Regions from separate parts of the Mus musculus genome. Here region 1 is linked to region 2. Evidence: chromatin contacts called from ENCODE Hi-C or POLR2A ChIA-PET data. All regions are on one chromosome and are shown on one strand. Each heading gives the region's core, a stretch centred on a gene start or an enhancer-like site at or near the end of the contact. The rest is flanking DNA. Distances are from core to core; before and after follow the strand shown. Region 1 holds the start of Ska2 (spindle and kinetochore associated complex subunit 2). Region 2 holds the start of Gdpd1 (glycerophosphodiester phosphodiesterase domain containing 1).

Region 1 (4,511 bases), core at 728-3,227, 35 kb after region 2:
TAGTGTTATACAAAATTAAGCTGAGGCTTAGACTAGCTATCTGCCTAATATAATACAATGAAGTATAATGAAGACCTATAAGTCTCCAGAGACCATGACTTTTTCTAATAGACTATGGGGCTATAGTAACTTTAACAGGCTTTATACAATTACCCAAAATGAAAGGTTTGTTTTAAGACAGGTACTTTGAAGCCAGGCAGTGATGGTACACGCCTTTAATCCCAGCACTTGGGAGGCAGAGGGAGGCGGATTTCTGAGTTCATGGGCAGCCTGGTCTACAGAGGGAGTTCCAGGACAATTGGGGCTATACAGAGAAACCCTGTCTCGAAAAACCAAAACCAACCAGCCAACCAACCAACCAAACAAACAAAAAAGACAGGTATTTTGAAACACTTAATAGTACTTAAAATATTTCTGTTTTATATTTAAATATACATCCTTATCTGAAAAAATAAAATTTAAAAAAGTCTGGGTTAGTTGTTGATACACAAGCTCCTGTCTCAGAACAATATAATTAGTCTTCTTCATGAGTTGACACTGCTGGTTCTTTAAGAACTCCATCAGTTATATGGAAAGGTCTTTGGCCAGGGGCACTTCTAAAACTGTAGCAGCAGCATAAGTGACAGATTTACTTCATCATCACTATTCTAAAACACATGTTTTACATCCCCCTCTAGTCAATTTAATTTCCATCATCAGTTTAGTTGGTTTGCCTTGAATGCTGAAGCATGATCTCTGCCATTGTCCTATAGTCAATTTTGTTTTAAGTCGTGAAGCATTGCTATCCCCAACCCCACCCGGTTCTTCCCTGTGTCTTTCTCAGAGTGACCACAGGTCCTTAGTCTTACCCAGCACACTACTAGACACACAGTAAAAGGGGTATACTTTTAAAGTAGATGTCAGAAGTCATTTTGCATCATGGAACACTGTAAAATTACCTGACATAAAATACTTCTCCATAAACGTAAATGCGCTGAAGAATGGCTGGGGAGAGCATCTGGTTAAATAAACATTGTGATAGGAAATTTGGGTAGATTCCTATAATTTGCATTTTTCGCTAGCGCCCAGAGAAGCCAATTACCGCCAGTCGGTGGGCCCCCTTTGAGAAGCAAAAAGTTACGACAAAGACTGAGCAAAAAGGCAATCACTTCAAACTATATATTGCAGTGTTAAATAAAAAATGTGTCTCAGATGTTGCCAGCGGAGCTCTTCTCCTGCCCGAAACCTTTCCTTTTCTGCTCCATCTCCCTTCCCTGTCCAGCTCAAGACCCCACCTCCATAAGAACCCAGTCATCAACAGTTCGAGTAACGGAAGACGGGACCAGGTAACAAAGAGAAAAAACGTCGTTGCACTTACTAGTCTAAGAGCCTGGGGATTAGACGAAGTTCGGGCCTAAGCCTCTTCCACACCATAAAGAAAATTTCAAAATTAAATCTTTGCCGACGAGCGACCAATCGTAGACGTGGTCTCTACAGGGTTCGTTGTCTTGAAAGGATCAAAGCACAGCTTGGACTACGATTGGCCAAAAGAGCATCACATCCTGGCCAATCGGAACTGAGGCGCTTCTTGTATGAATAAGGAAAGGCGGGCGAGAAGGGGCGGGGAAGCCGGAGAGAAAAGGAGGTGTGTCACGTCGCCTAGGCCCGCAGTGGAAGCTTTTATGTCATTGGCTGCTGCTGCTTCCGAGTACACCAATCGCAAACTCTTTTCCAAGTATGAACTTGAAAGTAGGGACCATAAGGCAGCCAATGGAAAAATTCATATATTCAGCAGCCAATCCCCCTGCGGCGTTTTGTGTCTTTGTCCAACAGGAAAGTGCGTTTTATAACGAGGGGCGTTACCCAGGCGCCAATGGGCGGGCGCCGATGGAACGTACTAGCCAATGAGCGCAAGACGTTGAGTGACAGCTGTCCAATGGAGGGCCTCAGTGCTAGCACGGCTTACAGCTTAAGCGCCTCAGCGGTCTGAGGAATGTCAACTATTCAATATGGAGGCGGAGGTCGATAAGCTGGAACTGATGGTGAGTGGAGAGTGAAGGAAACCTACTGGGTAATTAATGTGCTCCACCGATGGCCTAGAAGGTGAAGCGCATTTTAGAGTCTCCTGAAACTGGGTTGTGGAAGCTGGAACCTGAATTGAGTTCCTTCTTTCTGCACCTACGGGAGCTACCGCCGCCTTGGTCTCTTAACCGCCGCGGGGGAAGGGGTTACATCCGGGGAACTCGTGAGGGAAATGGCGGGAGATGTTGAGGGTGTGGGGCCTTTGTAATTCCCTGGTCCTGGTTTTCTCCTTCATCGGCTCCAGGAGCCGCGCCCGGCACAGATACCGCCTCACGAATTTCTACCTTCCTTGCCCAAGCGTGACTGGAACGGTCTTTAATAGCTCGGAGGAGGAGAGAGGTCGTTTACGTCTCCCGAAAAGGGGGATGGAGGATGAGGTGGGGCAGAAGTCTAGGGGCGCGGAGAAATTCAAGTCCACCATGCACCTACTCGCAGGCGAGCTGGGACAGTCTGAAAGAAGATGCTAGACTTGCACGAGAAACTTGCCCGCGGTTCCGCAGACTGGGCTCTTTGCGGCTTGGGAGAGGAGCCGCCGCGGGGACCGAGCCTGGAGCTCCTTCCCGGGGCGCGAGCGGCGTTGCCCCAGGCCCGGCTTTCTGCTTCCTAGATGCTCAATTCCTTTCCTCTGTGCAAGGAGAACCCTGGACGAAGGCCCTCAGCGGCTGCGGGCAAGGCTGGAGTGCACTGAGCGTCCAGCCGAGTGGCCTTGTCATTCTCCATCAGTGTTCTCTTTATTCCCGCCCTCCCATCCTTCCACTGCCCGCTAGATCGCCGCGCCTTTTTTCTTAGTTTTCTTGTTCTGTCTTCAGACTTCTTTTTGCATGATCACTTTTCTTCCAGATTGATCATCGGACCACCAGCCCCCTTTTAAAAAAATACCAAGATTAATATTAAAAAGTAAAACACTCCATCTGCAGTCTGCCCTTTTTCCCTCTGCGTAGGTATCCGTTGTGTCTGAGCCACTCTCTCCAAGGAAAATCTTGAGTTTGTAACTTCTGCTTTGGAATAGACTTTGGGGTGATCCTGGAAGATAGCGAGTACCACCCCGACTTCCCCATTCCCACACCAGAAGGTGTGAGGCCTCAGTTTCTTTTCTCTTGGGTTAATTAATTCAGGTGTTTCAAACACATTTTATTAGAAAGATTTCCAGTCTTGTTTAACATTGTATTTTAAAACTTTCTTTGTGGAGGGAGTGTGGGGATGGGGGCGGGGGTGGGGGGAGAGAAGAGGAGAAGAATTTTCTGCTGCTTTCCAAATCTTGAAAAAATGAATATTTGACTTAAGAATTTTTCGTGTGTGGGTGTGTGATTACCATCTTAAAATACGCACAAAATGTTAAATATTGTGGTTAGAGTCTATCAAACAACCTGCATGTAAATTCTCTTGTTCCTCTCCCATAGTATGAATTCCTTGCACTGGAATAGGTGGAGATATTTTTACTTGTTAGAGGCTAATTCTGTGTTTTTAACGGGTTGCTTTTTGTAATTGGTGGATCAAGTTCTGAGCTTTATCTAACCCTTCCATTGCAATCAATTCTCAAACTTTTAAAAAATATTGAGCAAATTATCTTAAAGAAAATACAAGTTAAACATCCTGTTAAAGGTAAGTTTTAGGAAGTTATGAGGTTGTTGAACTTTAACATATTTTAGATACTGTATAAATTATGGTCTAGCTTTAACATTTCTTTTTTCAGAGGATCAAAGGAAAACAGCTTTTCCCTTTGTAACATAACCTGAAGTACATTGATGGTAGTAGCATTTACAATTTTCAAGTTACTGAACTTTTTTTCATAACCAAGGGCTTGAAAAACATTATTTTTAACCATGATTTTCAATATTAACTGCTTTTTATTGACTAGACAACAAAAGACATTTCATCTTCACATTGCCATGTTCCTTCCTTTCTTTTAAAAACAGTACCTGTTGAGAAAGTTACTTTCTAAGCCAGAGATAAATGATTCCTTGTGCAATCGTCTTTTATTAGTAGGTCTTTACAATACTTAAAAGGTTTGCTAAGGAGCCCTTGCATATATAATAGGAGTGCCTATTTATCTTTGCAAAGGCAGTAGTTATCTTCACTTGGTAAAAAGTCTAATCTTAATAAATTATTTGATATTTTTCCTGTGTTGACATCTAATTCAGAAAATTAAATTTGCCTTTTAACATTTGTCTTTAAAACCCAATGCTTGGTTAGCAGAGTTAAATATTCCCAAATTTGGGTTTTGTAGCCCAGGATTTGAGGATTAGTATCCCATTGTTTAGTAGATTTGATCTGCCTGAGTTGCTGAACTGGATCATTTAAAGGAAGGTCAGTGAAACTAATGAGAATGTATTTTCTCATCATTTCAGCATTACTAATGGCGGAATAAGCTCATCCATTGTAGGGTAACCTTTGCTCACTAATGTTTTCCCTTCACTAACTGATTGAGAGGTGTTTGTCTCCTGGCCTCC
Region 2 (4,615 bases), core at 2,064-4,563:
ATAGAATATGTTAGCCGGCTAGAGTCCCAGGGACGTGTCTGCCCAACCTTACCAGCCCTGGAACTACATGAGCATACCCCTGCACCCAGCATCTTTTACACAGTTTCTGGGAATCAAACTCGGGCCCTCTTACCCACTGAGTGATGATCTCCCAGGTCCCTATGTTCTCAGTTTACATTAATTTTCCCTCCTTTATGTGGTGTTCCCTAATTGTTTGGGGTCAGTTCATCTTTGATAGGGTAAGAAGAGGAAACACTGCATTTTGCATCCTTACCTCGGATTTTTTTTTAACATGTATTATTTTGTGTGTGTGCATACAGGTGCATGGAAGTCAGACAAGTTGCATGAGTCAGCTCTCTTCTCCATCCATGTGGGGTCCCTCAGACTGAACCCAAGTTGCCTGGCCTTAGCAGCAGGTGCCTCCACCCATCTGCCAGGCCATCATCTAGATTTAAATGCTATGAAGGCAAGCAATATTGGTCCAGCTCCTTCTATAATAATCTTTCAGGTGCTCTGTATATGAATCAACATTGTAGTTATTATCTGCCTACCATTATACTATCATTAACATCCTCACATACACAGTAACATACAGTGTGTTAGTGTGTTGTTTACAAAGTCAGTGCAGATATACAATGATATATTTAGGCCACAAAGGGATAATCTTCAAAGGGGAGACTGATGGAGTCAAATATCTGGGATGCCAGCACTCAGGAACACCTTAAATTCAAGTCTGTTCTGTTTAGAGCCAGCCTGAGCTACACAGCAAGTAAGAATACTTTCAAAACAAACAAACAAAAAAACCCAACAAACAAAAAACAGACAAGAAAACCCAAACAACCAAACCAAACCACACAAACAAACAAACACCCCAACAATAAAAATGGTAAGGGCTGGGGGCTGGTGAGATTGCTCAGTGGTTAAGAGCACTGACTGCTCTTCCAAAGGTCCTGAGTTCAAATCCCAGCAACCACATGGTGGCTCACAACCATCTGCAATGAGATCTGATGCCCTCTTCTGGTGTGTCTGAAGACAGCTAAAGTGTACTTACATATAACAATAAATAAATCTTTAAAAAAATAAAATGTTAAGGGCTGGGCTGGATAGATAGCATAGTGAATCATTTGGTTCAGAACCCCAGAACCTGTGCAGGAGCTAGAAGTAGTAGAACCAGAATCTGGTTTGTAATCCCAGCGCCCCTCCTGGCAGATGGGAGGTCAGACAGGAGAATCCCCAACTCCCACACTCGAGCTTACTGGTGAATCCAGCCTCGAATAACAAAAGACTTCATTTCAAACACAGTGAAACATAAGGACCAACATGCGATACTGTCCTCCAACCTCTACACATGCTCTGGAACATGTATGTGCCTACACTCACAGGCAAACACGCCATACGCCTATACACAGACATATTAATCACCAGGAGCTGGGCATGGTGGTCCAAGTCTTTATTCCCAGCACTTGGGAGGCAGAGGCAGGTAGGTCTCTGAATTTTAGGCTAGCCTGGTCTACTGATTGAGTCCTAGGACAGTCAGGGCCACAGAGAAAGAAAACCAAACAAAAAGTGGGAAACTGTGTTTAACTGATAAAACTGTACAAAAGAATGATAATGTATTTATTTCTATGACATATTTGTCATAATAGAAGTCATGGTCCCAGGATAGTTGTCCCAGCACTGGGAAAGTGGGGGCAGAATGCACAACCAGCCTGGTCTATATAGTGATTTGCAGACTAGCCAGCACGCCATAGCAAGACCCCATCTTTGAAAAATCTAAAACCAAAAATCATTACGGTACTCCATCAAATTTTAAACTATAGAGTTTACCATTGTATGATACATTTCAGGCAATTTTAACCCGGTGCTATATTCACCCTAAAGAAAAGTTTAAAGTGACCGAAAATTTTCATAATTTATACCTTAAGATTGAAATGTCCTGGGCTGGTGAGATGGCTCAGTGGGTAAGAGCACCCGACTGCTCTTCCGAAGGTCCAGAGTTCAAATCCCAGCAACCACATGGTGGCTCACAACCATCTGTAAAGAGATCTGATTCCCTCTTCTGGAGTGTCTGAAGACAGCTACAGTGTACTTACATATAATAAATAAATAAATCTTTAAAAAAAAAATTAAAACTATTACTTATAAAAAAAAAAAAATTGAAATGTCCTGAAGCCACATTATTGAACAGCAGTGAAGAAGCAAAGATGTGGCCTGTTATAGTAAATTAGAAGGCGGAGCGGACTCGCTTCAACCCTTATATACTTGATATTGTATAAAAGCAATATACTTTTGCAAGAGAAACATCTTTAAAAAAATACTGACTGATCATAAGCTAAATATTTTAGTCTTTTAGAAGCCCACCAACCATTGCTGGGGTAATGTTCAAAAATCAAAGTAAAACAACAACCCAGGTGCTAGGTTTTGGAATCCTTAGAACCAGAACTCTCCAAGTTGCTTGTGCCACTTCAGTCCACACTCTGTGACCTTGGAAAATGTCCCTGGTTTGGAGACATTTCTCTCCAGAGCTCAATTACAAACGCGTGGAGCGTGGCATCGCAGACTCCTCAGCTCTCGCTCCAGGTACTCGCAGATCCTCAGCTCTGCCGGAGCCCAAGCTCTTCCCCACGGACTCAGCCACCAGCCTATTCCAAGCAGTCTGTCCGTTCCTACTTCCCCCTGCGGGTGTCTCCTGGATCTGCACCGGCTTTGTGCCAGGCTGCCAAGAAGGGACCTCCCGATCATCCCTCCATCGGCCGAGGAACGCCCCACTTCTGTCTCTCATCCTGCGCTTCTCCTCCTCACAGAAGCCCTGTCACCCTAGCTCCCCAGAGACGCCCACCAGGACTGGGACACGAGACCCCTTTCCTTCCCTCCCCTCCGGACCACTCATCTGAGGAAGCCCTCCAGTTCCAGGAGCCCATTCTTCGTCAGCCTCTCCAGAATCCCCATCCTCTACCTCCTGCTAGGAAGCCTCCCCCATCCCCGCCATCGGGTTCTGGGGACCCCTCTCACCTCCGCGGTGAGAGATGTGCCTACTGAGGAATCGCTGTTTCTTTCTCTGGTGCAGCAACGCTGGGTATTTAAGCAACAAGAACGAGGTGACCAAATATCCCCCCAGAGTAGAGAGAAGGCAAAAAGCCGCGGTGGACGACATCCTCGGTCACCGCCTTCTGGGCCTGAGACCCCGACTGTGCTGTGATGGTAGCAACGGCCGCAGCGCCGGCAGCTGCTCGAGGTCTGCTCGCCCTCAGCCGGTGCCCTCGGCGTAGCGCACTTGTTCGTGCGGACTCAGCACGCAGGCGCAGCCCGACCCCAGCGCCCGAGCAACAAAGGGGCTCAGATACGCAGGCGCGCTACGGCGCGGAGCGTTGGGCGTCTGGCAGCTGTGGTCCCACGCGCAGGTGCTTCGAAGAAGACCCCGAGGCAAGAGGTTGGAAACTTGCCAGTGGTTTTATTTGTTTGGATTTGTTTGGGCAGTCCCTAAGCCGAAAACGCTCTCAAGCCAGGATAGCCTTCGGGGAAAATCTGACGTAACTGGGAAATGTGCATCAAAGGAGGATTCCAGGCCAGGTCCTAGTCCTTTCTGTGGGAAAAGCGAAGAATTGTTACTGATACCTCGAACTCGTAGCCTAGTTGGTTAGATCGTACGGGATTCAAGCCCCAGTACAAAATAAACATGAATAAAGAAACTGACCACTAAGTCCTTTCCTATAAAGACTGGCAACTAACTTTTCCATTTTTCTTTTTCATCTCCTACCTTACAAACTAGAAATACAGTAGGAACCACGTTTTATGGGGGCAGGGTCTTGGTTTTGTGAGATAGGATCTACTTAGCCCAGTCCGGGCTTGAATTCACTATATACCAGAGGATAGAGTCTTCGACTTCAGGTTCTTCTACCTCAGCCTCCAGAGTGTTGGGATGGTAGGCAAGCCCAGCTGTGGATCGTATTTTATGCAAAGTAATTAGCCACAAAGGCTGTGGCTGTGGCTCAGTTGTAAAGCACTTTCCAAGCACATTCAAGGTTTGGATTTGTTTATTGAGACAGGGTGTCTCACTGTGTTGACTGTGTGCTGGCCTCTTGATTCACAGAGACCAGTTTGCCTCTGCCTTCTAAGTATTGGGATTCTTTTCTTTCCCTTTTCTCCTCTCTCCCTTCCTCTCTCCGTTCTCTCTCCCTCCCTTCCTGTCTCCTCCCCCCCGGCCCCCCCCCCCCTTAGAGACTGGGTCTCACTATGTACCGAGGCTGATCTGGAACTCGCTATGACAATAGGGCTAGAGATCCACTTGCGTCTGCCTTCCCTTAAGGCCAGGGGTTTGAGTCCCAGGACAATTGCAACAACAGGCAGACTCACAGTATTGAGCTCCGGCTGGCTTCAAACTCCTAAGGGTGAAGCAGTCTTTTGGTTTCATCCAGCTCATTAGCTGGAACTGCAGGCAAGGGTTGCTGCACCCGATCCTATCTCGTTTATTTATTTTTTATGCATTTACTTATTTCCTGTGTAGTGTATGTGTGTGCACGTGTAAAGGCAGAGGACAACCTAAGGAGACCTAAGGTGGCAGCTCCTTTTCCCACTAAGCCATCTTGCTGGGTCAAGTGGCAGCTTTTGGAAAGGT

Evidence for each region. Hi-C counts contacts between places; a loop is a spot of excess contacts on that map. ChIA-PET counts read pairs that join two places held with the same protein, here RNA polymerase II (POLR2A).
Region 1: a loop to region 2 is called in a map of left cerebral cortex, with 3 times the contacts of the local background. The contact joins the promoter of Ska2 here to the promoter of Gdpd1 in region 2. A Hi-C loop is called at or near these places in 1 of 37 maps with a recorded cell type or tissue (left cerebral cortex). POLR2A ChIA-PET finds 5 or more read pairs at or near these places in 5 of 5 experiments (Patski and embryonic stem cell).

What each region holds. Positions count from the first base shown.
Region 1 is chr11:87,107,284-87,111,794 of GRCm38, forward strand. It overlaps Ska2 (spindle and kinetochore associated complex subunit 2), which reads left to right and starts at 1,978. Exons shown (of 4, transcript NM_025377.3): 1 at 1,978-2,021. The coding sequence starts at 1,989. It overlaps Prr11 (proline rich 11), which reads right to left and starts at 1,431. Exons shown (of 10, transcript NM_175563.5): 1 at 1,358-1,431.
Region 2 is chr11:87,070,824-87,075,438 of GRCm38, forward strand. Gdpd1 (glycerophosphodiester phosphodiesterase domain containing 1) reads right to left here and starts at 3,314. Exons shown (of 10, transcript NM_025638.2): 1 at 3,013-3,314. The coding sequence starts at 3,154.